Regions from separate parts of the Homo sapiens genome. Here all the other regions are linked to region 1. The links are chromatin loops, found by intact Hi-C in ENCODE. Cell type or tissue: Calu3. All regions are shown on one strand.

Evidence for each region. A loop is a pair of places that touch in the nucleus more often than their neighbours do. Peaks named below come from ENCODE experiments on the same cell type or tissue, not always from the same donor. Only the 100,000 strongest peaks of a DNase experiment are listed, where the experiment ranks them.
Region 2: a loop joins it to region 1, with 4 times the contacts of the local background. A loop is called at or near these places in 3 of 110 quality-filtered maps.
Region 3: it touches region 1 in a loop (2.1-fold over the local background); 3 of 110 quality-filtered maps call a loop at or near these places.
Region 4: it touches region 1 in a loop (5-fold over the local background); 3 of 110 quality-filtered maps call a loop at or near these places.

Annotation. Positions count from the first base shown.
Region 1 is chr6:160,388,358-160,396,357 of GRCh38, forward strand. The region is part of intron 1 of SLC22A3 (solute carrier family 22 member 3); the gene reads left to right. LOC124901453 (a long non-coding RNA gene) reads right to left here and starts at 3,796. Exons shown (of 3, transcript XR_007059843.1): 1 at 1-3,796. In Calu3, no CTCF peak of the experiment used is centred here; DNase peaks (open chromatin) are centred at 3,184, 6,114 and 6,474.
Region 2 is chr6:160,133,879-160,141,878 of GRCh38, forward strand. It overlaps SLC22A1 (solute carrier family 22 member 1), which reads left to right. Exons shown (of 11, transcript NM_003057.3): 4 at 79-247; 5 at 2,342-2,456; 6 at 2,666-2,772; 7 at 5,775-5,989. Among named protein-coding and RNA genes, the nearest start is that of SLC22A1, 16 kb to the left of the region's middle. RefSeq lists an enhancer at 14-1,213. In Calu3, a CTCF peak has its summit at 4,514 (motif pointing right); a DNase peak (open chromatin) is centred at 4,543.
Region 3 is chr6:160,233,305-160,241,304 of GRCh38, forward strand. All of the region lies in intron 9 of SLC22A2 (solute carrier family 22 member 2), which reads right to left. Among named protein-coding and RNA genes, the nearest start is that of SLC22A2, 22 kb to the right of the region's middle. RefSeq lists enhancers at 5,932-6,827, 6,828-7,722. In Calu3, no CTCF peak of the experiment used is centred here; a DNase peak (open chromatin) is centred at 4,547.
Region 4 is chr6:160,216,656-160,224,655 of GRCh38, forward strand. SLC22A2 (solute carrier family 22 member 2) reads right to left here. Exons shown (of 11, transcript NM_003058.4): 11 at 100-843. The coding sequence ends at 777. Among named protein-coding and RNA genes, the nearest start is that of SLC22A2, 38 kb to the right of the region's middle. In Calu3, no CTCF peak of the experiment used is centred here; no DNase peak of the experiment used is centred here.

The sequences.
Region 1 (8,000 bases):
ATCCCCTGGAGAAGTGTATTCAAACACAGATTTCTGGGACCCACCCCTAGAAATTTTGACTCAGTGTGCCCGAGGTGGATCCCAAGAATTTGCATTTCTGGTAAGTTCCCAGATGATGCTGTTGCTGCTAGACCAGGAACCACACTTTGAGAACACTGTGTTAAGTCATGAGCTCTCCTTTTGAAAATAATGATTTACTAAGTTGCTGTATGTTTCTCAATCTCTACTTTAATTGCTTATTTTATGATAAAAAATATTTCTATAAAATGCTCATAGAAATGCCTCTTATTGTGAGTCCAGTCCCCATTAAGTTGCCTGTCTACATTGTGCTTCTGAATTTAGTCATTTTTCCCTTTGGGACTGTTCTATACACCACCTTATTCACTATTTTTATTTTCTTACAAATAAACTTTACAGGAATCAGCTTAAGAAGCTAACAGCAATTATCTGCAACAAGAATAAGTATGATGAAAATAGAGATGTTACCTGATTGTGGTTCTTTATTAGAGAGTAAAGGAACAGAGAAAGAATTACCCCAAAGCTGCATTGTGCATCAGCTGCTAAGTCATGGCCTGCTTGGGCAGGTACGAGACCAGTGTTAGGAAATGCAATAATCCAGACAACTGGAGCTGCAGGGCACTGGCTGTCAGTTACCCCCAAACCAAGGAGAGAAGCCAAGGGGAAGACTCCCCTCTTGGGCTCCCAAAGAGGTGAATGTATTAGATAGTCACTGGCTAGAGCATCCAATTTAGTCATCTTTCCAGAACACTCACGGTCAGATGACATGATGATGAAATATCTCGTATAGAAGGCTGATCATCTCACTTGATTAAAAAGTTGTGTGACCTGATTTTTCCATAGAATTGGCCCTTAATCATGAGCCATTTTTTTGTCTTGTATTTAATATCAGTCTTGTGCCAGTTCCTTGGAATATCCAACTGACTGATCCAATCAATGAACGAGTGTTTATGGAGAGTCTACCAAGTGCCAAGCAGGAGAACATCAATTCTGTCAGCCAGTCCTTGGAATAATCCAACGTGGCCATGTGGGAGGCCACGGCAAAGGATGGCCAAGCACCTTAACTGACAGGGTTCTGTTCTTGTTCACAGTGGGGAGGGTAATTCTCCAAAATTCAGTCCTGCCACTGCCACTGGAGCAAGTAAGGGGTGTCAGGCAACTGTCACTGTGCCCTGATGTGCAGCGTGGCATGTCCACTTGACTCTGTGACACGTCTCTCCTCCTAGCCCACTGGTAGAGCAGGTCAGAGATTGGTCCCTTCTTGACCATTTGTACTCCCAGTGTTGATGATACTACACCCAGATGGTCAGAGCGAGGCTGCAATTTCAGCTCTTAACTCATGCCCCGGCTTAGCACTCTTCTCTCTTAGTGGAAGGGAAACCCTGGTAGTGCCAGGTTTATGGCTGCAGGGCTGAGAGCAACAAAACCCATCCAGGCAGCAGGACCTGCTGGTTGGGCTGACAGCCTTGGAGACTGTGTTGAACCTGGTCAGCACTGGCTCCAGCAGGGATGGGGCAGAGTCTGTATAGTGAAGTCTAACGTGGTTGGCCTTGGGTGGGATTCTGTGTGGGTCTCATCCTTTTGGATGGAATTGCATTAAATCAATGCAGTGACTCAAGATGTTTAGTTCATGAAAAACAGTAGCTATGCTTGCCAAGTATTTGTGCCTTTGATTAACTTACTTAGAACTAATTAATCACCACTTATAATGTATACTTTTTTAAACAGACTCCTCCAAAATGGGGAGGCATGAATTTAAAATAGAGTAGCCCTATTCAGATGGCTATGATCCACTTGTTAAGCACTCCTTAGCCTGAGTGGCCTAAAAATCGGAGCCTGGGGCAAAAGCTTATATATTAATTCTTGATCAAGGGCTGCCATCCTAGGGAAGGAAGAGGGGGGAAAGCAAGAGCGGCAGGAAGGAGGGAGAGCAATTCAGAGCGAGGAACCCCAAGCCAGCCACAACTCCACAGCCAAGGCACTGGCCTCATTCCCCAGGGAGCTCTGCAAAGTCTAGTGGAATATCTGTGTCTCAGAACAGCCATGGAGGGGGTTGGGCTCCCTCTTCTCCTGTGCTCCATCTTTTACTGGTCAGAGTCTGTCCTGAGAGACAGTCCCATCATGGCTAGGTTGTCGGGTCCTCTCTGCTTGGGAAGCCAGTATCTTGCGGGTCCAGGCTGACACCTGAGAGGTGGGAAAAAGATGTACACTCTCTCCAGGGGGCTGCAACTGGGGAATGAGATGAGTGAGCCACCAGGGAGATGCAGCTGTGTGGACCAGGACTCAGCACAAAGCTCATCCCTGAATTCCAAGGAGTGAGAATGCAGAAGAGAGAGCTATCTTCCTTGTTGTTTTATTAATCTTTGTTTTATGTGAAACTGATAGGAGTATTCATTTCCTAGGGCTGATGAAACAATATACCAGAAACTGGGTGGTTTCAGAAAATAGAAATTGATTCGCTCCTGGTTCTGGAGGCCAGAAGTCCAAAGTCAAGATGTGCACAGAACCATGCTGTCTCTTGGGCTCTAGGAGAGGGTCTGTTCCATGCCCCTCTCCTGGCTCCAGCACTGCTGCCAGTCCTTGGCACTCTTTGGCTGGTAGATGCATCACCCCAATCTCTGTCTCTGGCTTCATATGGCCTTTTTTCTGGTATGTGGCTGTGTCTCTGTTTTCTCTTCTTCAAAGGATACCTGTCATTGGACTAGGGCCCGCTCTGATACAGCATGATTTCATCTTAACTCATTACATCTACAAAGACCCTATTTCCAAAGGTCAACTTCTGAGGTTTCAGGTAGACATAAAATGTAGGGTGTTGAGGGAGGGGGGAAGCCAGTCCTATAAAATACGCTGAAATTAACTATCTTCCAGCAGGTAAATAGTTGATAACCTCTATATCAACTGCATATTAGACTAAATCCTATTTAATTGGACTGGAGTTGGGCTCAGGCATTTTTTCATTTACCTCAAGTAATTCTATATATATATATTTTATTATCATCAGCATTATATCACTGATTATAATGCAATTGGTAACATTTATTGGACAGTTACTGTGTCTCAGGCACTGGGCTGAGTACTTTATGTATATTATACCAATGACTCATCATTCCAGTTCTTCATCTTACAGATAGGAACACAAGAGTCAACAATGTTGGAAAATCGCCAGAGGACACAGACCTGGGAGCGGCCAAGTCAAGACATCCAGGCTGTCTGGCTCCAGAACTAGGACTCGTCTTTGCCAAGAGAACCCAGAACATATTTAGAACCTTTCATCTTCTTCTCGTCTTTAGACAGTCTCAGTTATTTAGAGAAATTGTAAACATTTTAAGATGCGTAACTGCAAGCCTTCACTACAAAGAAATAAAACAGCCTGGAGAGAGAGGGGCTGACGTATCATATGTATCTTGTACAACCTGAGGATGAGTCACCAAGGGCAGAAGTTAATAAATGACAGGAATTATTATTCAAACAGATTTAATACTTTCATGTCTCCCAATTTCACAAGTTTAGAAAAAAAGTGATGCATTTAGAAGACATCTCTCCCTCCTATTTCGAAGCTTAGCTGCCTAACCTACAGTAAAGCCTGATAGTTATGAACCTTGGAGAACAGCTTCTATGACAAGTGAGGATCTAAGAGCCTATATCTCATAATGATGCCTCTCTGCATTAAACTAAATCACCCCATTCTGGGCAATCATTGCAGATCCCCTGGTTTCCTGTCTTGGCCCTGGACCCACACTCCCTTCCCCATCAAAGGTGGGATGGGGAGAAGCAGCTGCCCAGCTTAAAACAGTGTACTTCCCAGTCATGTGCCAGGCAGAACCTTGTTGGCACCCACGTTTCTGTCTCTGTGGCTGGACCTGCTCCTCATCTTGTCTTCAGTGCCCTTCTTTTTCCTTTGATTTCTACCTAAATCCAGCTCATTGTGGGACCTTCTCTGGTCCAACCTTCTTCAAGTCTCCAGCTGCTCTTACCTCCATGGGCCATTTCTTTGTTTGAAATTATCTTACATTTAGTCGATTCCATTCTGTTTAGATCTCAGCTGCTCTACATTTGCTTCACAGAAATTGACCTTGGCTCCCAAACTATATAACAAGTACCTCCCAGGGACAGAAACAAGGTGTGTATATGCCTGGTATTCCTCCCAGCCTTCTCGGCATAATGCCAAGCAAACAAAATTGGAGTGATCTCCAACATACCTGATAATTACTCTTTATACCTGTAGTATAAGAAGTGTTAACTTTTTGACATTAAATGAAGGTGCCCAAATAGTGCCATCAGATCATGTTAAAATTTTTTCATGGTGACCCAAATTAATAATGACATCCTTTTTCCTCATGGAAACCCAAACCAAATTATTATTTATGATTACTATAATTTTTAGCCATTATTAGGCTCTGTTATGGTACTGTGTGGTTGATTAAAAATGGAAGTTGCCCATGGAGGTCTACATGTCATTGTTTTGGCCAGTGCAAAATGTAGCCAGGAGCACACCACACCTGACAGTATCAGTGATTATTATTATTATTATTATTATTTTTAATACTGATGAAGAGTTTAGTGACTCCTGATTTCAAGCTAAGAGCTGATTAGGAAAGGTTCCATTGACAACTCATCCCTAGAAAATTAAAACAGAAGCACATAGATATTGCAATTTGACTTCAGAGACTTCCCTTTCTCCTAGAACAATGCACACCGCAAATGAGGGCTATTTCCGATGGCTTATAACTAAAGTAAAATACTGTGATATCGTCTAATCTTAGAATCTCTTAAGTGAGAATTTGTTCAAGAGGGCTAACCTAGAACCCAGTGGAAAAATCCAGCTGATGGTCACCTGGGTCCATTCCCTATGGTCTGAGGAGCAAATGAGGCCCCTCTCCTGAGTTTATTTATTTATTTATTTATTTTATTTATTTATTTATTATTATTATACTTTAAGTTTTAGGGTACATGTGCACAACGTGCAGGTTTGTTACATATGTATACATGTGCCATGTTGGTGTGCTGCACCCATTAACTCGTCATTTAGCATTAGGTATATCTCCTAATGCTATCCCTCCCCCCTCCCCCTACCACACAACAGTCCCCAGTGTGTGATGTTCCCCTTCCTGTGTCCATGTGTTCTCATTGTTCAATTCCCACCTATGAGTGAGAACATGCGGTGTTTGGTATTTTGTCCTTGTGATAGTTTGCTGAGAATGATGGTTTCCAGCTTCATCCATGTCCCTACAAAGAACATGAACTCATCATTTTTTATGGCTGCATAGTATTCCATGGTGTATATATGCCACATTTTCTATGCCTTTTGAATACTTGCATTATTTTCTGCCTTGCTTCTTACCTTTGACCTTTGTAAATGGGAGATTATTTGTTGCTCTTGTTTTAAGGATAATTTAGAAATGACAACTTTAGCATATATCTAATAATTACTTGCCCCAGCATTTCATCATTACAACTCAAATTAACATAATGTCTGTTTGGATTTTAACAAAGAAGAAAAGCTAAGAAAAACCTTCACTTGGAAACCCTTCAAAAGTTTCTCATTTGGCTACAGTTACTCAGGCTTTCTGCAAAACGAAGCAATGTTATCCTTACATTACACCAACAGTTGTTTGAGTCTTTTATCAGACTGACTTTCTGCTCATGCCAAAAGGCGTCATTTTCTTTGTGTAAAAGTGACTTTGAAGATTAATAAGTAACAGAATGGGTACACATGGATTTATGAACATTTAAAATTGCTTAATGTTTTTGCATGTGTATACTTTGAAAAAAAATAGGAGATGCCCCAGTTGTTCTACATAGATTGCCTTAGGAGAAGGACATAAATGTGCGTCATTGATTCAGACTTAAGTGAATTGTTGGTGATCCACAATGATCTCCCATTGACAAGAGGTGGGTTTTTGGTCTCCCAAGGAACTACAACAAGCTTTTAGTACTTTATATCAGAAAAAAGTACTTAGCCTGTGAAGCTCATGGCTTTGGTGCCCGCTAATCTCTCTTTAAACACGAAAGATACATCGCAGGCCCAGAGCTGTTGCATCAGCAGGCAGGCAGCAAGCTGAGAGCTGATTAGGAAGCGTCAGCCCCTAGAGGCAGAGGTCTGCCCCCTGACTCTATGAGCAAGAGTCAACATCAAGCCCTTCAATCCTTGGGCCTGCAGTTTTCCCTGTACAGGAAACACAAGCGTGTGTGGATGTGTGTGCATTTCTTTAGAAACACATAATTTGTTTGTTGCTTTATTTTCTACCTTTGAAAGATGGCAAGATCCCAGTCACAAAAACAGAAACCAGGCTAGGTATTTTAACCAGAGAGGGATTTAATAAAAGCGTTAGGATTTGAGCTGTTTTGGAAGAGCTGAAGAAGAAGGAGAGGACAGGGGTCAGGAAGGACAGTTCCTGCAGTGTCCTGCCCTGCTGGGTGGCCATTACAAAGCTGGCAGCTGTGGGGCAGTATCCCTTTGCCCCCATGTGGCCAGGCACACGGGGCACTGGCTGACTCCCACAGCCACCACTGTCAGGATTGGAGCTGGAGCTGCTGCCACAGCCAGAAGCAGAATGTCCACTACCTCCCTCCTACCTTCTGATTTTGCACTAGCTCCCTACTGGTACAACCTACACAGAACCCTGCCAGTAAAGGAATCTGAGAAATGTAGTCCCCTGAGGTACAGAAAACACAGAAGGGCAGGCAGTATCTGGCCCAGATGCCTATCATAAAGCTTTAGAAAATGTTGTGTTATCGCTGCACTTTAACCATTGAAGTATTTATTTTAAATTGATTCTTATTTAAATATCAAATATAAGAGAAATCCTATTTGACTATGCCTTTTATGGGACAGTCAAGAAGATAATCAGTATTATATTAAAGAATATTTTATGGGTTTAAAGAATATTTTGGGGGCATTTTAATTCACATAGTTCAAAAGCAGCTGAATACATGTATTAAAAGGCAAGCTCTTGATAGGCCTTGCTATGTCATCTACGAAAAGCACTCCTGTTTGCCTCTGCTAGCTAACTCAGCTATTTGAAGTACAGATGGATGAAGCAAATTCTACTGTTTGGGTTTTTATATTTGACACTGGTTGATACTTTTCCAAAGCAAATGTTGCATTTCCGCTGGTAGTTTGATTTCGCTGTTTGCTTTCTGAAATTCTATGTACTTTTATTTTAGTACATAGAATAACTATGCCTGCTTAATTCCAATGAGAAATTATTTCAGATAAATAATCATCAACTTGTTTACTTAAAATAAAATTTTTGTACCTCGAAAAACCAAAATTGATAATAAAAATCCTTTAAAATGACCATGATTACAACTATTATGCATATCTGTAAATCTCTTTACTTCTTACATCTTGACTGATCATCTCAGCAACTCTGTGAGAAGCCAACTACTACTGCCTCCAAATTTTTTCCAACTATGTTAGGTGACAGGTCATTAGCTGTAAAACCAAGGCAAGAAGTTGGACTTTATAAGTAAATACGATAGTTTACTTATGAATATGTATTTATGAGACTCCTCAAAATTCATATTCCAACCACATTAATTTTCTCTTCATGCTAGAGTCTAATGCAGTGGTTAGACTGCAGCATGAAACTGGGGTAAGCATACCACTTGGAGATTTGCAAAGATGATCACAGGAATTGTCGGCCTGGATAATTTTAAGGGAGCCAGTTTTCAGATCCTCAACCTACATTCGTACTCTTTCCCAAAACAAATTCGTCTAAGAATATGTCCCTTTTAAGGATGCAGGTTCCTACCCAAAATTGTACTTTTCCCACTTTGCAAAATTAATCATGCCTCTCTCTCATCTTTCTCTGAGGCATTGACTTGAAGTTTTAAAATCTTCAGGGCAACAAACAATGGGACAATTTGACATATTGTTCCAGTATTAAGAAAGTAACTTTCTTAATGTAAGACTAATTATAAGTAAATGTAAATGACTGATGACTTAATTAAACAACTTTTTGTAAGTCTGATGGTTT
Region 2 (8,000 bases), 250 kb before region 1:
CCGAGCTTCTGAACGCACGGCGTCGGGCTCCTGGGCTCCTGCAAGGAACCCGCATAACGTCCACACCTCCTGTTTCAGTCACAGAATTTGTTGGCTCGGGCTCCAGAAGAACGGTGGCGATCATGTACCAGATGGCCTTCACGGTGGGGCTGGTGGCGCTTACCGGGCTGGCCTACGCCCTGCCTCACTGGCGCTGGCTGCAGCTGGCAGTCTCCCTGCCCACCTTCCTCTTCCTGCTCTACTACTGGTGAGGCCCTTCCTCCTGCCTACGGGGAAGGGGCGCCGGCCACCCCTCTGGCTGCGCTTTCTGTCCTCTCGAGGGACCAGTCTCTTGGAGTGGGGGGCGCCTACAGGCCGTCTTCCAAAGGCCATGGTGTCCACATGCATAACGCATGGGGCTGCGCGGAGCCCGGCGCTTCCCACACTCATGACGCATAGGGATGAGCTGGTCCCGGGGTTTCCCACACGCATGACGCATAGGGATGAGCTGGTCCCGGGGTTTCCGACACGCATGACGCATAGGGATGAGCTGGTCCCGGGGTTTCCCACACGCATGACGCATAGGGATGAGCTGGTCCCGGGGTTTCCCACACGCATGATGCATAGGGATGAGGGGAGCCTGGGGCTTCCCACATGCATGATGCATAGGGATGAGCAGAGCCCGGGGTTTCCCACATGCATGATGCATAGGGATGAGCAGAGCCCGGGGTTTCCCACACGCATGATGCATAGGGCTGCACAGAGCCCGGGGTTTCCCACAGGCATGATGCATAGGGCTGCACAGAGCCTGGGGTTTCCCACACGCATATCGCATGGGGCTGCGTGGAGCCAGCGCTTCCCACCGCTTGTACTGTTCAGGTTGTTCTGTTATTACCAGGCGGCCCAGGTTACATGTGGAGCTTTCCTCAGACAAAGCCTCTTTAGATAGGTTCCCCCAGATAAAGGTGGGCCATGCCAAGAGTCGGACAGAAATCCAGGAAAACTCAGGGCCTCAGCATGTGCACTTTCCAGAAACACAAGGCTGAACCTCACTCCCGGGTGAAGGAGGCAGCTTTTTGAGGGTTGCTCAGTGGCCTTGGGAAATCTGTATCAGCGTCCAGTGGTAGGAAAGGCTCCACAGGTGGCAATCCCACTGCAATGGCTACCACTCCCGAGAGTCCCCTAGAGTCCGTCCCAGGGGTGCTGGCATGAAGTCAGATGCTCTGTTATCTTCTTGATCCTCTCCCTCTTCCCCCTCTTCTCTTCCTCTCTGCTGTCATCTCTGCTCTTCTCCCACTTCTTCATTTTTATAGTACTATTGGTATTATTATTAAGACACTGAAATACCTCTCATCTAGCCATAGAGCAGGCATTTGATCTTGATTGAATGAATGAGTGACAGAATGAAGGAACAACAGGCCTGCTCAATGCAACCTTCTCTGGGGACTGTGTACCCTGAGCCATTATGACACAGAATCAGTCCAAACAAGGTGTTAATCATATTAGCTGTGAGTGCTTCGCAGAGTCTGAAGGGCAAAGAACTCCACAGGTCAGTTTTTATTGTGGTGGAGGGAAGAGGGGGTAGCAGAAAGGTCCACAGAGAGGAATTTCTCATCCCTCCACCTTTTGTCTTAGTTTTGCTGAGAGCAGACCTCATCTGTGGGTGGCACTAGAGTTAACCCAGTCTCTCTAAATGAAAGAGTTGTACACGTATGGCCAGGGAGTTCTGAGGAGCCTGCCCTTCCCCTGCCTCGTCCTTGTGAAACAGGGATCTCTCCAGCAGAAAGGCAAATTCTGCATGCTCAGGCAGGGTGAGGCAGTCAATGCCGGCCAGCTTTCAGAAGACCCTTATGCCAGAGAGGCCCAGTCTTTGAGTTGTACCCTCCTCGTCCCATTTGAAATAGACAGCATGGTGTTGATTTGATTTTAAAGGACAGTAAATACATTTTATTTTGTTTGAGAAATATTTTGAGAAGTGTTCAACAGCCCTTGTATTGCCTGGAGATGTCCTGGTGTCATCGGGTAATATACATGGAGCATCTGCTCTGTGAGTGTTTTCCGTGGGGGACAAAGGCTGCCCCAGGAGAGATGAGGCCCCTGCTGCACAGAAGGAAGGCTACATAGGAAGCGATGGCTCCCTTTTGGTCTATAAATCTTAGGTGACACTAGGAGTCTGAGTGACCCACAGAGCTGTGACCTGGGCCACATGGGCTAGCGCACAGTGACCCCAGGTCCTCATCCTCTTGAGGGATTACAGCCCCAACGTGGGGAGGGCAGGCTGCACTGAGCAACAGCATCACCCCGCTCAGGGCTGAACGTCAGACCGAGGAAAATGCCAGATAGTGATGAGTGGTGTTCGCAGGTGTGTGCCGGAGTCCCCTCGGTGGCTGTTATCACAAAAAAGAAACACTGAAGCAATAAAGATAATGGACCACATCGCTCAAAAGAATGGGAAGTTGCCTCCTGCTGATTTAAAGGTGAAATCTAGGAAGGGGTATCTCACATCACTGAATCTGGGGCTGGGTTCTGGTGCAGATTCGTCTGGGGCTGCCAGGGGAAAGAGCAGAACTGTGCCCCTTGTCATGGGTGTGAAGCACGGTGGTGGCAAGGCTCACCTCCCCAGGGGCTCCCAGGTGGCTCTGCTCATGACAGCGTGAGTGTGGCTGATGCTCTCCCTCCCTCCTAGATGCTTTCCCTCGAAGAGGATGTCACCGAAAAGCTGAGCCCTTCATTTGCAGACCTGTTCCGCACGCCGCGCCTGAGGAAGCGCACCTTCATCCTGATGTACCTGTGGTGAGGGGCGTTCCTGTGCGTCTCTCCAGGCAGAATCAGCACGCTCGCCCAAGCACTGGGCTATAGATTAGAGACAGTGGAATACTCAGGTGGAAAAAGAGAAAGGGAAAAAGAATTGTAATATAGTTGTGAGTGGTCAAAGAGCTCTTTTTGTTTCTCCCTTGGGGATTGAATAATAAGGAAAAGGCTTCATTTTAGTGAGGAGCATTTGTTACCTTTGGGAGATCACCAGTGGGATGAGAGAAATAGGATAAAGGGTTATCGGGGCTGCCTCCGTTCCACATGGTCTCATCTTCTGGGAATAGCCAAGTCTTGACTCGGCGTCAGAAGGTGGATGAGAGCTCCTGGAGCGTTCGAGGAGGAAGTTCCATTCCTCATATCTAAACACCCTAGAGACCCTACCTGAGCATCTCTGTGCATTTGTTACCTATTGACTAGAGAACGCACACCCACATGGACCCACGCACACACGCTTTGCACATTCCAGGGGTCTGCATGCTCCCCCAGCTGCTGTCACGAGCAGGAATCCCCTGCCCTGCTCCCTAGGAGGATGCTGGCTCACCTCCTCCGCACAAGGGCTTTCCCCTCAGCATACAGTGAGGGCCCCCCAACTGCACTCTGGGCCTGGCCCCTTCAGCGGGAGCAGCTCCGCTACCCAGGCACACTTGTTTGCTCTTCTATGTGAGGTTTTATTGGAACAAAGAGTTTGTAGTAAGTCAGTGCCTGGCATATTGCAGACCCTAAATCAATATTTGCTGAAAGTTGAATGAGTAAACACTGTGCCCCAGAATCTGTCCAGGTTCAGTGTGTCCTGTCCTGCCTCAACCTTCACCCTCCCTGTCTCCGAGTTTGCCGCTGGGGTCCTGCACCCAGCCACATGCTGGGCCCGTGAACCTTTGCAAATAGCCCCATGTACCTGGTGGGTTTCCATGGATACTCAGTGTTGAACTCAGCATGGAGGCTGGGACTGGCCGCTGCAGTGGAAGTAACTGCCCGCTCTGCTACGCTGTTCAGCTCCCCTCCCCAGCTCCGAGACTCCCCACAAGGCAGTGTTCTTGACTCTTCTGTTCTGTTACCCCCACATCCAGTCCTCTGGCAAGTTCCATCAACTGGCTTGGAAATGCCTTCAGAACCTGCTGCCTCCCATCTTGGGCACCCTGGGTTCCCTTGCTGGGGTTGTAGTAGCCCTGTCCTTGGCACTAATTCTTTGTATAAATGTCAGCTGTCTCATGGACAGTTCTGCAGCATCTCTTACCTGCATTACTGTAGGCACCTTCTGGGTGGCCTGCTGGCTTTACCCATGCCCCTCGGTGCTCCACAAAGCAGGCAAAGGCATCCCTTAGAGCTCAACAGACCTTGTCTCTCCCTGTTTACCCTCTGCTGGCTTCCTAATCACTGAGAATAAAGCCAGATCCTTTTCTGTGGCCCACAAGGCCTCACGCCTTTGGCCCCTGAACGCCCTTTTCTACTGTCCTGCTGGTTGTCATGACTGAGACTCGAAAGGTCTGTCCACCATGTCCTGGCTGTGTGACCTTCCAAAGGGCCTTAATCTCTCCGTGACTCAATTTCCCCCTCAGTAATGGGAGAAGTGATAGTACCTATCTCACAGATGTGTTGGGAGGATTAAGGAGATTATATGTGTAAATGACATAGAAGAGGGTACAGCATCCATGCAGGAAATGTTCAATGTCAATGTGGTTTTTTTTGTTATTTTAATACACACATGCAATTCATGAGCTCTGCCCACAGGTGGCAGCCCGGCACATTTGTTAACTGGCTTGTTGACAGGAAAATCAAGGTTACACGTTCCTTTCTCTTAAACCAGTTTCTTTATCAGTAATATGACTGCTGTCTTTAACTGGCTAAATGGTACAGAGGCACTCAGGCTAACCTCAACTCCTTGAGTTGCAGGCAAGCACCTTGTTTCTTGTTCTCTTGACCCTTTGTCCAATCAGGAATAATTTAGGACTAGAAACAAAAGCATCCCAATGCTTCTTTAGGCGAAATTTTATCAAAGAAGGATACATTCCTTAGCAACATGCATTTTCATCTCAGTTTTGGAGCTGATAGGCAATCTGCATGCTGGGATGAGACAGTAATTTCTTATTGACCCAAATCTGTTCTCACAATGTAAATATGACTGTAAAAGCTTTCTAGCTTCCAAATGATATTTTCCCCCCGAAGTGACACATGAGGCACCCTACATTTTGGCTCAGGTGAGAGTGATTTAGCTAGGCCTCGGGTCTGTGTGCCATATGCTGTAATGTTGCTACATTTTCTCAAATATGGACGGAGGGGGTGTGCAGTGAATGGAAGAGCGTAGGTGAATCAATAGCGCCCACTAAGGACAGCACAGTAAAGGGCCGGGAATGCCATGGTGCGGTTGGAAAGACCTGGCCCATGCCTCTGTCTGTTGTGCCCTGAGTCTTCTGAGTGCCCTGAGTGCATACTGTGTGCTGGGAACTATAATTGGCACTTTTGTACGCTAATTCAGTGAGTACTCAAGACAAACAGATGTGGGAGGTACTATTACAATCCCATTTACAGACGAGGGAACTGAGGCCCAGAGAGGTTAGTTAACTTCCTCAAGGTGACACAGCTCATAAAGCAATCCGACACCTGGCCCCTTACTTCCTGGTCTCTCCTGCCCACCTCCTCGTAGGCCTGTTGGGGTGTCAGATGAGGTACGCACGTGCAGGGCTTGGTGCAGAACCAGACATTTAAATCTGCAGTGAACAGTAGCCATCCTCACGTGCAGTCTCCAGGAGACTTGGAGGCATATCCTACAAGTCAGACTCTCACATCTATCATGAAAAAAATGTATCATTGGGGCCCTTCTAGGACACTCTTTCTCATTTTTACTCCCCTCTTCTCATATTGCTCTAGGGCATTCTAAACCCAGTGATTCATGCTCTTTCTCCATCTGCGAGGGGCTTTTTTTTTTTTTTTTTTTCTTCAGTCTCTGACTCATGCCTTTGACTTGAAACCTCCTCTTGGCTCAGGTTCACGGACTCTGTGCTCTATCAGGGGCTCATCCTGCACATGGGCGCCACCAGCGGGAACCTCTACCTGGATTTCCTTTACTCCGCTCTGGTCGAAATCCCGGGGGCCTTCATAGCCCTCATCACCATTGACCGCGTGGGCCGCATCTACCCCATGGCCATGTCAAATTTGTTGGCGGGGGCAGCCTGCCTCGTCATGATTTTTATCTCACCTGGTAAGTTGGTAAGTTGTCTGCTTTCATCATTTCCCAGGCAATCGAAGTGTGGGGAAAGTGTTGTGACTCTTTGATAAGCCTCTGGAATGAGAACAAAGATGAGGTGCTACCTTTGTCTACAAAGTTTTTTTAGATTTTAAATTGAGGGGCCGTGCACAGTGGCTCATGCCTGTAATCACAGTACTTTGAGAAGCCAAGGCAGGTGGATCACCTGAGGTCAGGAGTTCAAGACCAGCCTGGCCAACATGGTGAAACCCCATCTCTACTAAAAATACAAAATTAGCCGGGCTTGGTGGCGGGCGCCTGTAATCCCAGCTACTTGGGAGGCTGCTTGAACCCAGGAGGCGGAGGTTGCAGTGAGCCGAGATCGCACACTCCAGCTTGGGAGACAGAGTACAACTCCATCTCCCAAAAAACAAACAAACAAACAAACAAAAAAACCCCCAAAAACAGCAAAAAAAAAAAAAATTAAATTGAGTTTTAACATACATACAATCAGCAAACTATAAGTGCATGACTCCATGAGTTTTTAAAAATGTGTACACCCGGGCAGCATGATCCACGTAAAGATGGGGAACCTTTCCAACTTCTCCAAAGCCTCCCTCAGGCTCCTTCACAACAACCCCTGCCACCCCTCCAAGGTCACCACTACTCTGCCCTTTGTCAGCACAGATTGTGCCTGTTCTTGAGCTTCATATAGATGGCACCATACCAAATATACTGTTTTTGTTATTGTTGTTGTGTTTTGAGACAGAATCTTGCTCTGTTATTCAGGCTGGAGTTCAGTGGTGCAATCACAGCTCACTGCAACCTTGAACTCTTGGGCTCAAGGGATCCTCCCGCCTCAGCCTCCTCAGTAGCTGGGACTACAGGCGTGAGCCACTATGCCCGGTTAATGTTTTTATTTTTTGTAGAGATGGGGTCTTACTATGTTGCCCAAGCTGGTCTCAAACTCCTGGGCTCAAGCAATCCTCCCACCTCAGCCTTTCAAAGTGTTGGGATTATAGGCATGAGCCATTCATCATTGCACCTATGAGACCCACCCATGTTGTCACATGAGAGTGTAGTTGGTACTTCAAACAAAATTATTGTGTAGGATTCCACTGTATGAATATGACACTCTGCATCCCTTCCACTGTTGATTGTCACTTGTGTTGCTTCCAATGTTTGCCACTTATTGGGACTAAAATCATCCTTGCACGTATCTTTGGGCAGGCACATGCTTTCATTTCCCTTGGGTACAGGTCTGTGAGTACACTTGCTGGGTCCCAGGGAGGCATATGTTTAGCTCTAGCAGACACTGCCAAACAGCTTTCCAAAGTGGTTAGACCATTTTATACTCCTCCCAGGAACACATGGGAGCTCCGATTACTCCAGATCCTCCCAACACTTGATCTGGCTCATCTTTTTAAGAGTGGCCATTTTGGTGGATGTATACTTTAGTCTGTAATTCTTACAATCAAAGATAAACCAAGCTACATTTAAACCTAAAGCAGATTAACTTCAGTCAGTTTTAATTTGAGTACGTAAATTGCCTTTCACATTCATTGCTCTTGGATATGTTGTAAAATAAATACAAGGGCAGATCTGCTCTTTTCTCAGTTTTTACTGCGTGTGCTCTGCACTTGCTGATTTAGTGAGTCATTTTGGCAGGCTTTCGTGCAGGGTATTGTAGAGACTGTTCTGTGAAATCTGTATGCCCAAGAACTAGGCTGTGTAGATCAGGCTGGAAAGAAAAAGGGTTGGGGAAAGAAAGCTCAGTTTTCTTTTCCCTTTTTTTCATGGAGAAAGAACAGAGAACACAGGAAAAGGGGCAGCATGGATCTGAAATAGATTTTGCTCACTTTCTTCCCAATCTCTCTGTTTCTGGAATCCTGGGTAAGATGTGATGGATGGGCATACTTTTAAAAAGTTCACAGCACTGAGTGCCAAGAAGGAGGGCCATCGAGGGCTAAGTCCATTCAGTTGTCACCTGGACAGAGCCCAGGCATCGTCCCCTCCCCAGCCCCCT
Region 3 (8,000 bases), 160 kb before region 1:
TTCCCACCTCTATACAGTCTGATAACGGACCAGCCTTTATTAGTCAAATCACCCAAGCAGTTTCTCAGGCTCTTGGTATTCAGTGGAACCTTCATACCCCTTATCATCCTCAATCTTCAGGAAAGGTAAAATGGACTAATGGTCTTTTAAAAACACACCTCACGAAGCTCAGCCACCAACTTTAAAAAAAGGACTCTGTCAAGAATAGAGCCCAAAAACTCACCAACCAAACAAGTAATTACACTGAACCCCCTTGGACACTCTCTAATTGGATGTCCTGGGTCCTCCCAATTCTTAGTCCTTTAATACCTATTTTTCTCCTTCTTTTATTTGGACCTTGTGTCTTCTGTTTAGTTTCTCAATTCATACAAAAATGCATCCAGGCCATCACCAATCATTCTATATGACAAATGCGCCTTCTAACAACCTTACCGCAAAATCTTCCTTCAGCTTAATCTCTCCCACTCTAGGTTCCCACGCTGCCCCTAATTCCACTCGAACCAGCCCTGAGAAACATCACTCATCATCTCTCCATACCACCCCCCAAAATTTTCACCACCCCAAAACTTTACCAATATTTTGTTTTTTGTTATTTTTCTTATTAATATAAGGAGACAGGAATGTCAGGCCTCTGAGCCCAAGCTAAGCCATCATATCCCCTGTGACCTGCACGTATACATCCAGATGGCCTGAAGTAACTGAAGAATCACAAAAGAATTGAAAATGGCCTGTTCCTGCCTTAACTGATGATATTACCTTGTGAAATTCCTTCTCCTGGCTCATCCTGGCTGAAAAGCTCCCCCACTGAGCACATTGTGACCCCCGCCCCTGCCTGCCGAGAACTACCCACTTTGACTGTAATTTTCCTTTACCTACCCACATCCTATAAAACGGCCCCACCCTATCTCCTTTCACTGACTCTCTTTTCGGACTCAGCCTGCCTGCACCCAGGTGAAATAAACAGCCTTGTTACTCACACAAAGCCTGTTTGGTGGGCTCTTCACACGGACACGAGTGAAAGTTATTTCTTCCTAAGAGGGACGCTTGAGAGCGGATAGGACTGCTGGAAAAGATCCCTTCGCTACCGACAAGTGGTCACCTGAACAGTGTTACTGTAATGGGTGGGTCTTTCTCTGGCCTCCCTGAGCACCTCTCCTTCCCCACCCTGCCACAGGAGGAGCTGCCCCTGCCGCCCCACCAGACAATGCTTTTCTCCCTTTCTCTCCTTTCTCTTTTCTATTTTTTCTGTTACTCAGGGTAACTGTCTGCTCTTTCATTGTGCCCAGAGACCACATGTTGAAAAATGTCCTTGGGAGCTTGAACTTGTAACCACATGGCAGTTCTTTCTCTTGGTTTCCACCATCCAACAGATAGGAATTTGGGGGTTCATGTCATATTTATCCCTAAAAATTATCTTGAACAGTTAAAAGACTTTGCAAGCTCAGAATTGGCTGCTCTAAAATCCTTCTGGGAAGAACAACGGAAACCAGCCAATGCTGTAGCTCAATAGCTAAGGCTTCACCATTTTACAATGGTGGCCCAGGGTTCAATCCTGGCTTAGGGAATGAATCCTTTCTGGTTTAAAATCTGTATAACCTTTACCACTGGTTAATTCTCTTCCTCTCCACAAACCATCTTGAACTTTCCTTTCTCTGAGCAAAAAATATCGGCTGTTTGGCATGGCTAAAGTCAGGTAATAAGATATTTAAAAGGATTTGAGTGCTATGGTTAAAAGTCAGTTTGTTCAAGCTCTAACAGCCTGGAACTCCTTGGGAAAAACAGAGGAGACATCACAGACCTCCTTTTGGTAAAACCTCTGTTTTCCTCATAAAGCCCAAGGAATTAAAGTGGATAGATCCATCTCAAAATCTAAGGGTCTGTTCTATTTTTCATTGCATTATCTGATGTTTTTGACTTGGAGGGTATCAGAAATTACTATACATTATGAGAGAGCTTTGATGTGTGACTAGGTAGGAAATATAGTTTCAGGGATAGCTAATGGCAGTTATGGGGAGATCCTCAGCTCTTTGCAAGTTTACATCAGAAAAGCATGCTCTTGGCCACCTAGAAGTTATGAAAATGTCCCCATTCCCCACTGACAGATAAGATTCCTATAGGAAATGGGCTGATTTCCTCTTTTTGGGTTAGAGGATATGGTATAAAAATGAGACCCTTAATTTCAGGGAATCTGAAATTCAGGGTTAAAGGATTGTTTAAAGTTAAATAAGATAAAGCTGAAGGTTTCAACAAGTTGTGGAGGATTTGTGAAAAATTAATCATGTAAAAGAAATTCTGTGTGTGAATATATTGGCTAAAGTTAAAGGGGTATCATTCAGTTTTTCCATAAATTGAACATTAGGATAAAAGCACAATAGGTTTTTCTTACAGCACTGATCTGCTCTTTAATAAAAAGTTTGTAAAGAGTTATAAAAGGTTTATGAGAATCCTACCTTATGGTCAAACATTAAAATTGGGTAGATATGTCTATGAAGGTTTAACATTAATAGTACACTAATGTAAAAGTGAAATTTGACTTATGTAGTATAAAAGTCATACAGGAAGCATTGTTGAACATAAAATGGTGTTTGGCTGTCTTTGGGCTCTATTTGTATAAATACATTAATGGTATGTGTTCCAAAATTATATGAAACTCCTATAATTCTGATAGGACTTAGTGTACATTATCAGTAATAATTATAATTGCTATGTTAAATTAATGTGTGCTACAGAAGTAACATATTTATTTGTCAATTGTGTTTTTGACTGTGGCTGCCCTAAGACTTTACCATCCACAGACAATTGTTGTTTTGTGTTGATCCTCTTCAAAAGGTGGTTTTATAATCAACTATAGGACTTTAACAGGTATTCTTGAATGCAGGTTTCTGATAACTTTGGAGATTGTGACATTAGAATAGAGGAAAATACTTTCAGGACTCTCAGGGAGAGGTGAAATGTTCATGTATATCAAACAAAGCAGGAGTTAACTGCATGGACTGAATAAAAGACCGAAGTATTCTTTTTTAATTTTTTGCTTAAAACGTTGCTGATCCTTTGTTTTGTTTTTCAGAGTCAAGGAAACTTTTCTTTTGAGCTATTAGTATTTACAGCTTGTAGCAATTAAGTCAAGTATATTCCTGTGAAAAACTTTGGAGCACATTTGTTTCTCTCTACCTGATTTCTCCAGAATTTGAAAATTATTTGTGAGTACTCTTAACTTATGGCAATATAGTTATTTGCATAAGTGCAATAAGAATCTGTTTTCTTTTGCAACAGGACACAGTTGGAGAAACTGGTTATTTTTACCAAGGCTTTGACTGGAATGTTGTGCTTTCCTTTAAGAAATCAAACTTAACTGGTAGAGCCAATAAAAGTCCCCTGGGAAAACTGACATCATACCTTGTCTACATAGTCCCTGTACAGGGTTCCTGACCTGTGGTAAGTAAAAAATGTCACTTTCTGACAGACCCAGGAGCCTGAGTTACCTAGGGACCTCAAGAGGAGAGGCATTTACTCAACTTATTGGTATTAGAGGGTACAAACCCATGGCTGGGCTTGGCTTTGAAAAAAAAAGTCTTATCTGAGATTCCTTTTATGGAACAAAGTTTTGTCAAAGCCAATTTAAAAAGCCTATGTGAAAAATAATTATTTTTGCTGCACTTTATACAAATAATCAGGCCAAGTACAATAAAGCAAATCAGTCCTACCAAGATTTGTCTTTAGCAAAAATGGGAAACTGGAGAGAGAAAAATTATGTTTCAAGAACAATGGTATACCTGTTATTATATTCTAGTCTCATCAGTTGTTTTAAGCTTTTCTTCCTGCACTTTAGACTGACCCTGCTCATTCCAACGAGTGATTCCTGCAGTTCAGAAGAAACAAGAGGGATGGGTAATATAAAAATCTGGATCAATATTCTAATTCTGGGCTCATTGGAATCAGGTAGTGACCCCATATCAGCATGGTTTCAACAATTGCCAGGTTCATGGAAAGCCTTCTAATTTAGTTTGCTTGGGATAATTTTGCTTATTTTTCTTTACTGTTGTGGAACATATTGCCGTTTTACTCTTTGTGTAGGAATACACAAAGGGTTGTGCAGGATAAGCTTACCAAATGTTTTCTTAAATTAAACTCTTATTAATCTTTCAGATATCACTTTTTGTCAGAACTCAGAGTTATGAATGGCCCTCACCATACTGATGCTTTCTGACTGAGCTCCTCTCTACCCTGAATACAAGAGACCCTAATACTTAATCAGAAATATCATCACCCTTAATCAGAATGAAAAAGTTACAGAAGATGGATCTTTGTCTCTCTGCAACCATTAAGATTAAGAGTTCTCTTACAAAAGGGAATGGGGAAATCTCAGAGGTGTTTGAACCAGAGAAACTTTATCTTGAAGAGGGGCTGGGTAAAATAAGGCTGAGACTTACAGGGCTGCATTCCCAGACAGTTAGGCATTCTAAGTCACAGGATGAGATAGGAAGTTGGCACAAGATACAGGTCATAAAGACCTTGCTGATCAAACAGGCTGCAATAAAGAAGCTGGCTACAACCCACCAAAACCAAGATGGCAATGAGAGTGACCTCTGGTTGTCCTCACTGCTACACTCCCACCAGTGCCATGACAGTTTACAAATGCCATGGCAACATCAGGAAGTTACCTTATATGGTCTAAAAACGGGGAACTCATAAATAATCTACACTTTGTTTAGCATATAATTAAGAAATAACCATAAAAATGGGCAACAAGCAGCCCTCAGGGCTGCCCTGCCTATGGAGCAGCCATTCTTTATTTGTTTACTTTCTTAATAAACTTGCTTTCACATCACTCTGTGAACTCGCCCTGAATTCCTTCTTGTGTGAGATCCAAGAACCCTCTCTTGGGGTCTGGATTGGGACCCCTTTCTGGTAACAGAGACAGGCTTGTTATGAGGCTGAAATGAATTAATATTGTCAAAGGCTTAGAATAGTGCCTGGCACATGGTATATACAGTGGAAGTGCCTATTAAATAATTAACCTCTCAAAATGTCTCCAAGCCTCCCAAGATTCACTTGGTTATTGTATTGTAAGTAATGCAAACAAGAAACACATTCAGCTGGCATCTGAATCTCTGAAGTGAGTGAATCATGATGAATACAACTGATTAATAAAATTACCATTCGTTTGGCATTTTATATTTGCAAAGACAGGCCTAGTTAACCAGAATAATCCTTGTTGATTTTTCCAGTGCTCTTTCAGCCAGGATTTTCCAGTGTGTTGACTTTCAGTCTTCTTTGATTATCGTTTTATGGCTATTTCAAGACCACAATTAGCACACCATTATTGTGTGGAAAAGAAAGAGAAAGAAGTTAAAATGAAAAACTATTAGGTTTTCTTTCCACTAGCCACTCATACTAAAGGTTAGTGAGGGAAGAATATGAAATTACTTTCAAGAATAAAATTAGAATTGTCTTTGAGTTTACTTTAAATATTGAAATGTAGTTATAATCCTTTATCTTTCCTGCAGGAAGGTGTCAGGCAGGAACAAGGGTCAATAAAGTACTATTTGTTAAATAGTACTTAGAGAAACATGAAGTTGTCAAAGTTGTTTGAACCAGAGTGACTCTGTCTTGGACAGGGGCTGGGTAAAATGGGGCTGAGACCTACTGGGCTGCATTCCCAGGAGGTTAGGCATTCTTAGTCACAGGATGATAGGAGGTCAGCAAAAGACACAGGGTCACAAAGACCTTGGTGATAAAACAGGAAGTGGTAAAGAAGCTGGCCCAAACCCACCAAAACCAAGATGGCGATGGAAGTGACCTCTGGTCATCCTCACTACTCATTATACACTAATTATAATGCATTAGCATGTTAAAAGACACTCCCACCAGCACCATGACAGTTTACAGATGCCAGATGCCATGGTGATGTCCGGAAGTCACCCTATATAGTCTGAAAAGGGGAGGAACCCTCAGTTCCAGGAACTGCCCATCCCTTTCCTGGAAAACTCACGAATAATCCACTCCTTGTTTAGCATATAATCCAGAAGTAACTATAGGTTACTCAACTGAGCAGCCCATGCTGCTGTTCTGCCTATGGAGTAGCCATTCTTTATTCCTTTACTTTCTTAATAAACTTGCTTTCCTTTTACTCTATGGATTGACCTCGAATTCTTTCTTGTGCAAGATCCAAGAACCCCCTCTTGGGGTCTGGGTCAGGACCTCTTTCCAGTAACGAAGTAACCATCTGCTATCCAGAAATGTCCTGCTGACCCATTAGTCACCCACTGTCCACCTAAGGGAGTGGCCAAGATTGAGTGGTCTCTAACTTCCTCCATGGCAGGAAGGAGGACAGAGGGTTTGATGGGTACCTCCTCATGATGAAAAGAGGGTTCTGAGGACAGTTTCCTTAGCCAGTGTTGGGGGAGAAAGAAATAGGGGTCACATATGTCTCAGGAGTAGCACCAGCTACTCTGTGGCCAAGTTATCTCAGGATAAAGAGCTTGTGCTCTGTCAACTTTGGCCATCTTATTGCTATTAAACTGGATCATGGAGGAATTCATTGCATCTGTTTTGCAGGTAAGTTCCATCAGTGGTTTGGAACTTTTGCTGGCAGATCTAGAGTGGTGGAAAATTTTCCCCCTCACAAATTCCGTGAGAAGAAGGGGAAGAAAAGGAATGAGCAGGGTAGCTGTGTGGGGCATTGGGCAGCCTTAGGAGTGAAGTGGTGGGAGCTTCCCCTGATAACGGAAATGAGTGACTGAGGAAAATGTCCCAGTCAGTCGAGGTTTATTAAGTCAGCTTTAGGGCATGTCCCTGAAAAGCAATGAGCCACAGACACATCTGTGGCTGTTTTTACAAAGAGGCTTTCAGGAGGTTGGTATTTATACATTTCCTTAAAGTAGGGAGGCAGGTAGGGAGAGGGGCAGGTAGGCCGTAGAGGAATGTTTCCATCCTTGTGAGACTTTAACTAGTGCCCAGTTAAATTTACATTTTACATATGATAAGGTGAATGTTTAAAGAGAAAATGGGAGTAAAGAAAAGAATCAATTATGCAGGCCTCTCTGAGTAGGTGGAGGAATGACTGATCTTGTCTTTATTCTGTACATTGGGAAATAAGCTTGCAATCAACATTATCAGTGTGGAATCAGCAGACTTTAGTTTTAGAAGCTAAGCTTAGATTGTAGACCTAAAATTCTTGTCTACAGGAGGCCAGCAAAGAATTTACTTATGAATGACCTGCAGGGGTGGTCCTTTGTAGATAACTGAGGCATGATGTATAATGCTTGTAACAGCTATTCATCTGGAAGAGGGTGTTGCATGACTCAACCTCCAGGCTTAGTCTTCCCTTTTGCATAAGGATTCTGGGGGTCCTGAGATTTTTAAATTTCCTTTCCCTTTACACCCTCATGTACATCTGAGAGTGAAATCTCTTCTTCTTCTCTTCCCCTAAATTGAGTGCTATATGCCCATGGGAAAAAGCATCACATATTCAATTAAAAGCAGCTCAGAATGGGTGTCAAAGGAGCCTGAAATGGGTGCATTGAGGTGTTCCAGTTAACCAGAGAAGGCTCAGTGCTGGTGTGTTCCTGCTGGCAGTAGCAGAAGGGAAGTGCTATGTGACGCTCCTGAAATCTAATTGCTCCAGGTGCATCAACACAGGTGCTCCATTATGCTGATGCATTTTCTTAATGTGGGTCTTTATTTCCTCTGGGTTTTGAAATTGCCTTTTGCAAAATTTTAACCCCCTTCTTTGAAGTAAGAAGTAAAAGGGCTTGTGTTTTACCACCTCTGGGCATGGAGGAGTTAACTCTTTGACAGAGACCTCAGGAAGGGTGGAAATCAGCAGAGAGAGAGTTAGGGGCCTGCTGCTGGGAAACTTTCTTCCTTCTCATTCTTCTCTTCAACATTCTGCCTCTATGGCAGGAGTCCCATACTTGAGTATTAGTAGTGATGATAATATTATGAATACTGAACTAGTATTATTGATTAGTATTACTAATACTAATAATATTACTAAT
Region 4 (8,000 bases), 170 kb before region 1:
AAAAATGTATTCATAATATTACTTTTATAAAATATTAACATGTATTTTAAAATCCACAAATGTTAAGACATTTTTACCAGACTAAAAAATGATCATCAATGGTTTTATAATGCTAACATTTTTTATTGAACTCTTCTCAAGGTCTTTTGTAGAAAATACACATTCATGCTTACCCAATCTAAATATGGAAGGACCTCATGATCACTTAAGTTGTATTCCTGATTCTTTTATTTGAGATTCACTTTAAGTCTAACCTAGATAATAATCAATGTATTTTTAAAAATTTCTTCACCTGTGTTACTGAAAGGCCTATCTAAAATTCTTGACATACATTCTGGACAACTTTATATTGTTTTGGGTGTTTTATTTCTTTAAGAAAATAGATGCTCCTCTCCCAACTTTACTGTTTTTCACACTTTTTTCTATTTTGTTTGCCTAGCCCACAGTTCCCCTATGTATTCTGGTTAGATAGCATTGCAAAGAAAAGAATCAAATTTAAAAAAATACAAAGATGGAAAAAAAACCCTCCAGAAAACCAATGTCCAATGTCCTAGGAATGCTGAGAATAAAGTGAGCTGGAAGAATTTGGCAGGATCTGGTCCCATGGGTATTTTTCCACAGTGTACAATAGACTCCACTGGCTGTAGACCTAGGTTGATAGGGCTCAGGGGTAAGTTTGGTTGAGTTGTATGGGCTTTGTGATGAGTGCAGGGATTTCTACTTTTGGTCTTGCTGCCATCAAAGCTAGGTCATGACAGCAGCAACGGTCTCTCTTCTTAGTTCAATGGAATGTCTAGTTTCTGAACTTGGAGGTAAATCATCTTTTCTTTATTTTTTCTTGGTCTGCAATAAGAAATAAAAATGGAGAGGGGAGAAAGAAATTATGAGGAGGCTGAAAACCAAAATAAAGTGGGTAATAAATGAGAGGAACAACAAATGATTATAAACTTTGTTCAGGATTAGTCTTGCAATGTGTTCTGAGTGGTGGTTCTCACAAAGAAAATGGACAGAACTTGTTGATAACTCATGTCGACAGAGTTATTCCTAAAATTATCTTGTTGAATTGGTACTGGCCTAAATAAGTTCCTTTTTTAGGGTGTTCACCTTTCTCTGTAATAGAGAATGTGGGTAAAGTCTAAACTTAATCTTATATCAGTTAAAGATGAAGATTGCAAAATCTTGTTATCATTAGTTATGCAAATAGAATTTGAAAAATTATTTTTTCAAAGTGTATTTACTTTTCAACAGCTTGATAAATGAAGACTGCAATTAAAACATTTGTTCAAATTGCAAGTTTTCTCAATCATCTTGTCTTCGTGAATGCCAGGACATTGCTGATATTCATCGTAGAAATGCTGCTTTCTTCATTTTGTTGTTCCCAGCCATGCCCTTTGGACCTGTTCCTGTTTATAGCAATATTGAATCAGCTGTGGGCTGCTCCCAGCCACCCAGCATCTCACAGAATTTCCCCCACCTGGAGTTGGTTAGTATTGTCTCGTTTTCTGGACCAATCCAATCTGAGACGAGGGATGGCAGAAGCTTACCCAAATCACCCTATGGTTTTGGAATTCTCTAAAGCTCCAGATGGGGAGGTAAAATCAAGTCAGTTGAGCTCCTCTGGTCTCTCTGCCAACAACAATAACAACAACTACAGCAGCAGAAACAACAACAGTAGAAATAGCAGCAATAGAAGCAGCAGCAGGAACAACAAAAGCAAGAACAGCAGCAACAGTAGCAGCAATAGTAGCAACAGCAGCAACAACAGTAATTACAGCAGCAACTGCAATAGCAACAGTAGAAGCATCAGTGACAACAGCAGCAGTAACAACAACAAAAGCAACAGCAGCAACAATAGTAATAGCAACAGCAACAGTAACAGTAGCAGCAACAGATATGGCAACAGTAATACCATCAGCAGCAACAGCAATAGCAACAATAGGATCCTCAGTAGTAACAGCAATAGCAACAGTAGCAACACGAGCAACAGCAGCAGCAACAATAGTATCAGTAATAGCAATAGTAACAGTAACAGCATCAGCAGCAGCAGCAACAGCAACAGCAGCAGCAACAATAACAAAAGCAACAGAAACAGTAACAACAAAACCAACAATAGCAACAACAGCAGCAACAATTTTAGCAATAGCAGCAACAATAGCAACAGAATCAACACCATCACAATTAAGAGCAACAACAGCAGCAACAATAGCCACAGAAATAGCAAAATCAGCAGTAGCAACAACAGAAGTCGCAGCAATAACAGCAGCAGCAGCAACAGAAGTAGCAGTAGTAATAGCAGCAACAGCAGCAGCAGCAGCAGCAGCAATCATTACCATAGTAGCAACAACAGTAGCAGCAACACCAGCAGCAGTAGCAGCAGCAATAGCAACAGTAATAGTAGCAGCAACAGCAATAGCAACAGTAGCAGCATCAGCAACAATAACAGCAACAGAAGCAATAACAGCAGCAGCAACAACAGCAGTACGAACACCAGCAGTAACAACAGCAGCAGCAACATCAGCAACAACAGCAGCAACAACAGTAGCAGCAGTAGGAACAGCAGCAATAATTATAACAGCAGCAGCAACAACAGTAACAACAGTAGAAATAAGTACAATAGCAATAACAACAGTAATAGCAACAGCAAAAACAATAGCAGCAGTAACAATAACAACAGCAATAGCAGCAACAACAGCAACAAGAAAAATGACAATAGCAGCAGCAACAACAGCAGCAGCAGCAACAACATCAGCCACCGGTGAGTGACTACTAACTAAATACCAAGCACTGCGACGGGTGCTTCGTCGCACTGTCCCATTCATGAGCCCAACCCTCTGATGGTGAGACAAATTCATGGGCCACAAAATCTAGCTGCCAGGATTGAAACTTTGGCTTTGTCACTGATTGGCTGTGTGGTTTTGAGCAAGTCCTTTACTTTCTCTGGCCTGTTTTTTTTTTTTTTCCAGTTGTCAGTGGGGTTAATAATAATAACGCCTATTTCATAGGGTTGCTGCAAGGATTCAATGAGGTAATACAGGCATACCTCAGAGATATTGGGGATTCACTTCCAGACTACCACAATAAAGTAAGTTTTACCATAAAGTGAATCATACATTTTTGTTGGTTTCCCAGTTCATATAAAAGTTACGGTTACACTATACTGTAGTCTATTAAATGTGCAATATTATGTCTGAGAGAACAATGTAATTTAAAAATACTTTATTTTTTAAAAATGCTAACAATCATCTGAACCTTCAATTTGTGGTAATCTTGCTGGTGGAGGCTCTTGCCTCTATGTTGATGGCTGCTGACTGAGCAAGACAGTGGTTGCTGAAGGTTGAAGTGGCTGTTGAAACTTCTTAAAACAAGAATATGAAGTTTTCAATGTTGATTGACTCTTCTCTTCATGAAAGATTTCTCTATAGCATGCAATGCTATTTCATAGCATTTTACCCACAGTAGAGCTTCTTTAAAAATTGGAGTCAATCCTCTCAAACCCTGATGCTGTTTTGTTAACTAAGTTTATGTAATATTCTAAATCCTTTGTTGTCATTTCAACAATGTTCACAGGATCTCCACCAGGAGTAGATTCCATCTCAAGAAACCACTTTCTAAGCTCATCTGTAAGAAGCAACTCCTCATCTGTTCAAGTTTTATCACGAGGTTGAAGCAATTCAGTCACATCTTCGGGCTCTACTTCTAATTCTAGTTCTTTTGCTATTTCTATTGTATCTGCAGACACTTTTTATGCTGAAGTCTTGAGCTCTTCAAAGTTATCCATGAGGGCTGTAATCAACTTCTTCAAAACTCCCATTAACGTTCATATTTTGACCTCCTCTAATGATCCACAAATGTTCTTAGTGGCATCTACAATGGTGAAAGATTTCCAGAAGGTTTTTCAATGTACTTTGCCTAGAACAATCAGAGGAATTACCATCTACGGTAGCTATAGCCTTATAAAGTATATTTCTTAAATAATAATACTTGAATGTCAAAACTACTCCTTGATCCATGGGCTGCAGAATGGATGTTGTGTTAGCAGGCATTAAAACAACATTAATCTTTAGGTACATCTCCATCAGAGCTCTTGGGTGACCAGGTGTATGTATTGTCAATGAGCAGTAATCTTTTGAAAGCAATCTTCTTTTCTAAGCAGTAGGTCTAAACGGCGGGCTTAAAATAGTCAATAAACCATGCTGTAAACAGATGTACTGTTATCTGTACACAGGCTTTGCTATTCCATGAGCACAAGCAGAGTAGATTTAGCATAATTCTTAGGGACCCTAGGGTTTTCATGGTAAATGAACACTGGCTTCACCTTCTAGTCACCAGCTGCATTCACCCTTCACAAGAGAGTCAACCTGTCCTTCGAGCTTTGAAACCAGACATTGATTTTTTCCTCGCTCTTCATGAAAGTCCTAAATGGCATCTTCTTCCAATAGAAGGCTGTTGTGTCTATATTGAAAATCTGTTGTTTAGTGTGATCACCTTTATCAGTGATCTTTGTTAGATCTGGATAACTTGCTGCAGCTTCTACATCAGCACTTGCTGCTTCATTTTGCACTTTCAAGTTATGGAGATGGCTTCTTTCCTTAAGCCTTATGAACCAAACTTACTAACTTCGAATTTTTCTTCTGCTACTTCTTCACCTGTCTCAGCCTTCATATAATGGAAAAGAGTTAGGGCTTTGTTCTGGGTTAGGCTTTGGCTTAAGGGAATGTTGTGACCGGTTTGATCTTCTATCCAGACCACTCAAGCTTTCTCCATATCAGCAATAAGGCTGTTTCATTTCTCATTTGTAGCATTTTTATACTTCCTTCAAGAACTTTTCCTGTGCATTCTCGACTTGGCTACCTGGTACAAGAGTCCTCACTTTCAGCTTATGCTGGCTTTCAACATGACTTCCTCATTGAGCTTAATCATTTCTGCCTTTTGCTTTACAGTTGAGACTTGCAACGCTTCCTTTCATTTAACACCTAGAGGGCATTGTAGAGCTATTAATTGACCTAATTTCAATATGGTTGTGTCTTGGGCCATAGGAAGGCCCAAGGAGAGGGAGAGAGATGGGGGAATGCTCAGTGTGTGGAACAGTTAGATCACACGCATTTATCAATTAAGTTTGCTGTTTTACACAGCCATGGTTTGTGGTGCCCTAAAACAATTACAATAGCAGTATCAAAGATCACTGATTGCAGATCACCATCACAGATATGATAATAATGGAAAAGTTTAAAATATTGTGAGAATTACCAAAACATGCCACAGTGACATGAAGTGAGCACCTGCTGTTGGAAAAATGCTGCAAATAAACTTGCTTAATGTAGGGTTGCTGTATACCTTCAATCTGTTAAAAAACACAATATCTGCAAAGCACAATAAAATGAAGTGCAATAAAAGAAGGTGCATGGGAAGGGCATGGAAAGCACTGGGTAGAGCTCTTAGTAAATGTTAGCTATTGTTATCCTCATTTTACAGAAAGGAAAACAGGCTTAAGAAGTGAGATAAGGTATTAGGTATAAGTTCACAGGTTATATTTGTAACTAGGACAGGTTTAGTGCCCTTAGGAACCATAACAATTTAATCAGGAACCAATCGACACTTAATTAGTGTCAGGCATATTTTCTTCTTTAATCCAGTGAGTAGGTACTGTTGTCCCCATTTACAGATGAGGAAACTGAGGCTTTGAGGCATTAAGGCAATAAAGCCACACACATGGGAAATGTGACGGCAGGGCTCAGGCTCTACAGGACTTGCTCTTCACCACACATATTACTGCCTGCCTGGCACTGGCGCTGGCTAGAGAAAGAAACTTCAATTAGGCATGCTGTAGAAGGAACTTCAGCATTTATTCCACAAATAATTGGTAAGCTCCTGCTCTGTGTATGCCACGCACTGTGCTGAGTTCCAGTGATACAGCAGTAAACAGGATTTAGACTGTCTTTGACGGGAGGTGCCCATGTGTGTGGGAAGCTGCATGGGGAGAGGGGTACGGGGTGGGAGGTGGTTGGTTTAGATGAAAGGTCTCCAACTCAAATGTCTGCATGCACCAAGCAGATCATACAATGTACCAAAGACAATAGGAAACAGTGGGGACTGTGGCCTCCTGCAGAGGGCATGCCCTTGAGAAAGCCAAGCGATCATTCAGCTCCTACAAATTGCCAACAAGAGGAAATATCTTCTCAGTGTTACCAAATCTTCTGCTTTTTAAAAACAGATCCTGGAAATCCAGTTTATGTGGAATTTCCCACTTTAAAAAAATACTTTGTAGGCCAAAGAAAGCACTGGAGAACTTGGTGGCCTGCAGGCTGCGAGTGTGTGACCTCCGCTCGGATTCAAAGGCCTCTTCCAACTCTAAGACTCAAGTTCTAGGAAAAGCCTCAGACCACTGTGATTTACCAGCATTTTGCCCAAGTACTGAAAATGTTAAACATGAAGGTTTGGTAAAATGAATAAAAATCAGTTGTTTGTGGTATCAGCAGGCCAAAAGTGGAGTAAGAAGAAAATAAATAAAAATATCTAAACATACTGTATAAACAAACTTGTGGGGAGAGTGTCAGATAGGTTTGTCTTTATCTAGAATTTTTTAATGTACTGTTTGAATGGGTTCATATGGTCCAAAATTCAAAATTACAAAAAGGTAAGCATTGAAGTCTCCCTTCTACCTGTATCTCACAGTCACTCAATTCCATAGACAACCAGTGTTACGGTTCTTGTATATTTTTCCAGAGCTACAAGTATTTATATATATGTCTTTCACTATTTTTACACAAATGATAGAATATATACATTTCTATGTTTTGCTTTTTCCCCCATTAGCAATATATCTTGGAGAACTTTCCTTGTCAGCGTATGTGAAATGGCCTCATTCTTTTTAATGGCTGTATAATTTTACAGAATGGCATATCATTTATTTAACTGGTGTTCTAATTCATGGTCATTTAGGTTGTTTCCAACACTTGTTATAAAAAATTGCCTTAATGACTAGTCCTGTACATATATCACTTTGTACACGTAAACTTCTAGAGGTGTAGAGTTACTAGGTTAAAGGATATACATGTTTATAATTTTTATTTAATTTATTTTTATTTTTTTGAGACAAGAGTATTGCTTTGTCGCCCAGGCTGGAGTGCAGTGGCACGATCTCAGCTCACTGCAACCTCTGCCTCCCAGTTTCAAGCAATTCTCCTGCCTCAGCCTCCCCAGTGGCTGGGATTACAGGCGCATACCACCACACCCAGATAATTTTTTTGTACTTTTTTAGTAGAGACGGGGTTTCACCATGTTACCCAGGCTGATCTCGATCTCCTGACCTTGTGATCCACCCGCCTCAGCATCCCAAAGTGCTGGGATTAGAAGCATGAGCCACTGCACCCAGCCCATGTTTGTAATTTTTATACTACTATTGCATTGTCCATTATAGAGGCATCTAATTCCTACCAGCAACACGGGAGACTACATTTCTCCCCATTCTTCCCCAACATAGTGTGTTACCAAGTAATTTTAGTTTTGACAATCCAAGTAGTTATTAGTGCAGTGTTAATTTGAACTTCTCTTACTATGAAGGAAGTTGAGCATATTTTCATATATTTAAGAGCTGTTTTTATTTCCTTTTCATTGAATTATTTGCTCAAATCTGTTATTTTTTTTTTTCTATTAGGTGGTCGCTTTTATGGAATTGTTAGGAAAATTAGCCCAATGTAGAGTAGTAAATATTTTCTTCAAGTTTATAATTTTATTTTTAGCTTATAGTAGTTGTTTAACGCAGAATATTTTATTTTTATGAAAGCAAACATATTGACCTTTCTTCTATGGATTCTGGATTTTTTGGGTCATATTTAGAAAGACCTTCTCCACGTGAAAGTTTAAAGAAATTCTCGTATAATGTCTTTGTAATTTTACTAATTTTTTTGATGCTTTCAAGTCTTTGATTTAGTTTGAATTTATCTCAGTGTATGGTGTGAAGTATAAAGTCAATTTAATTCTTTCCAAATGGCTATAGGGTT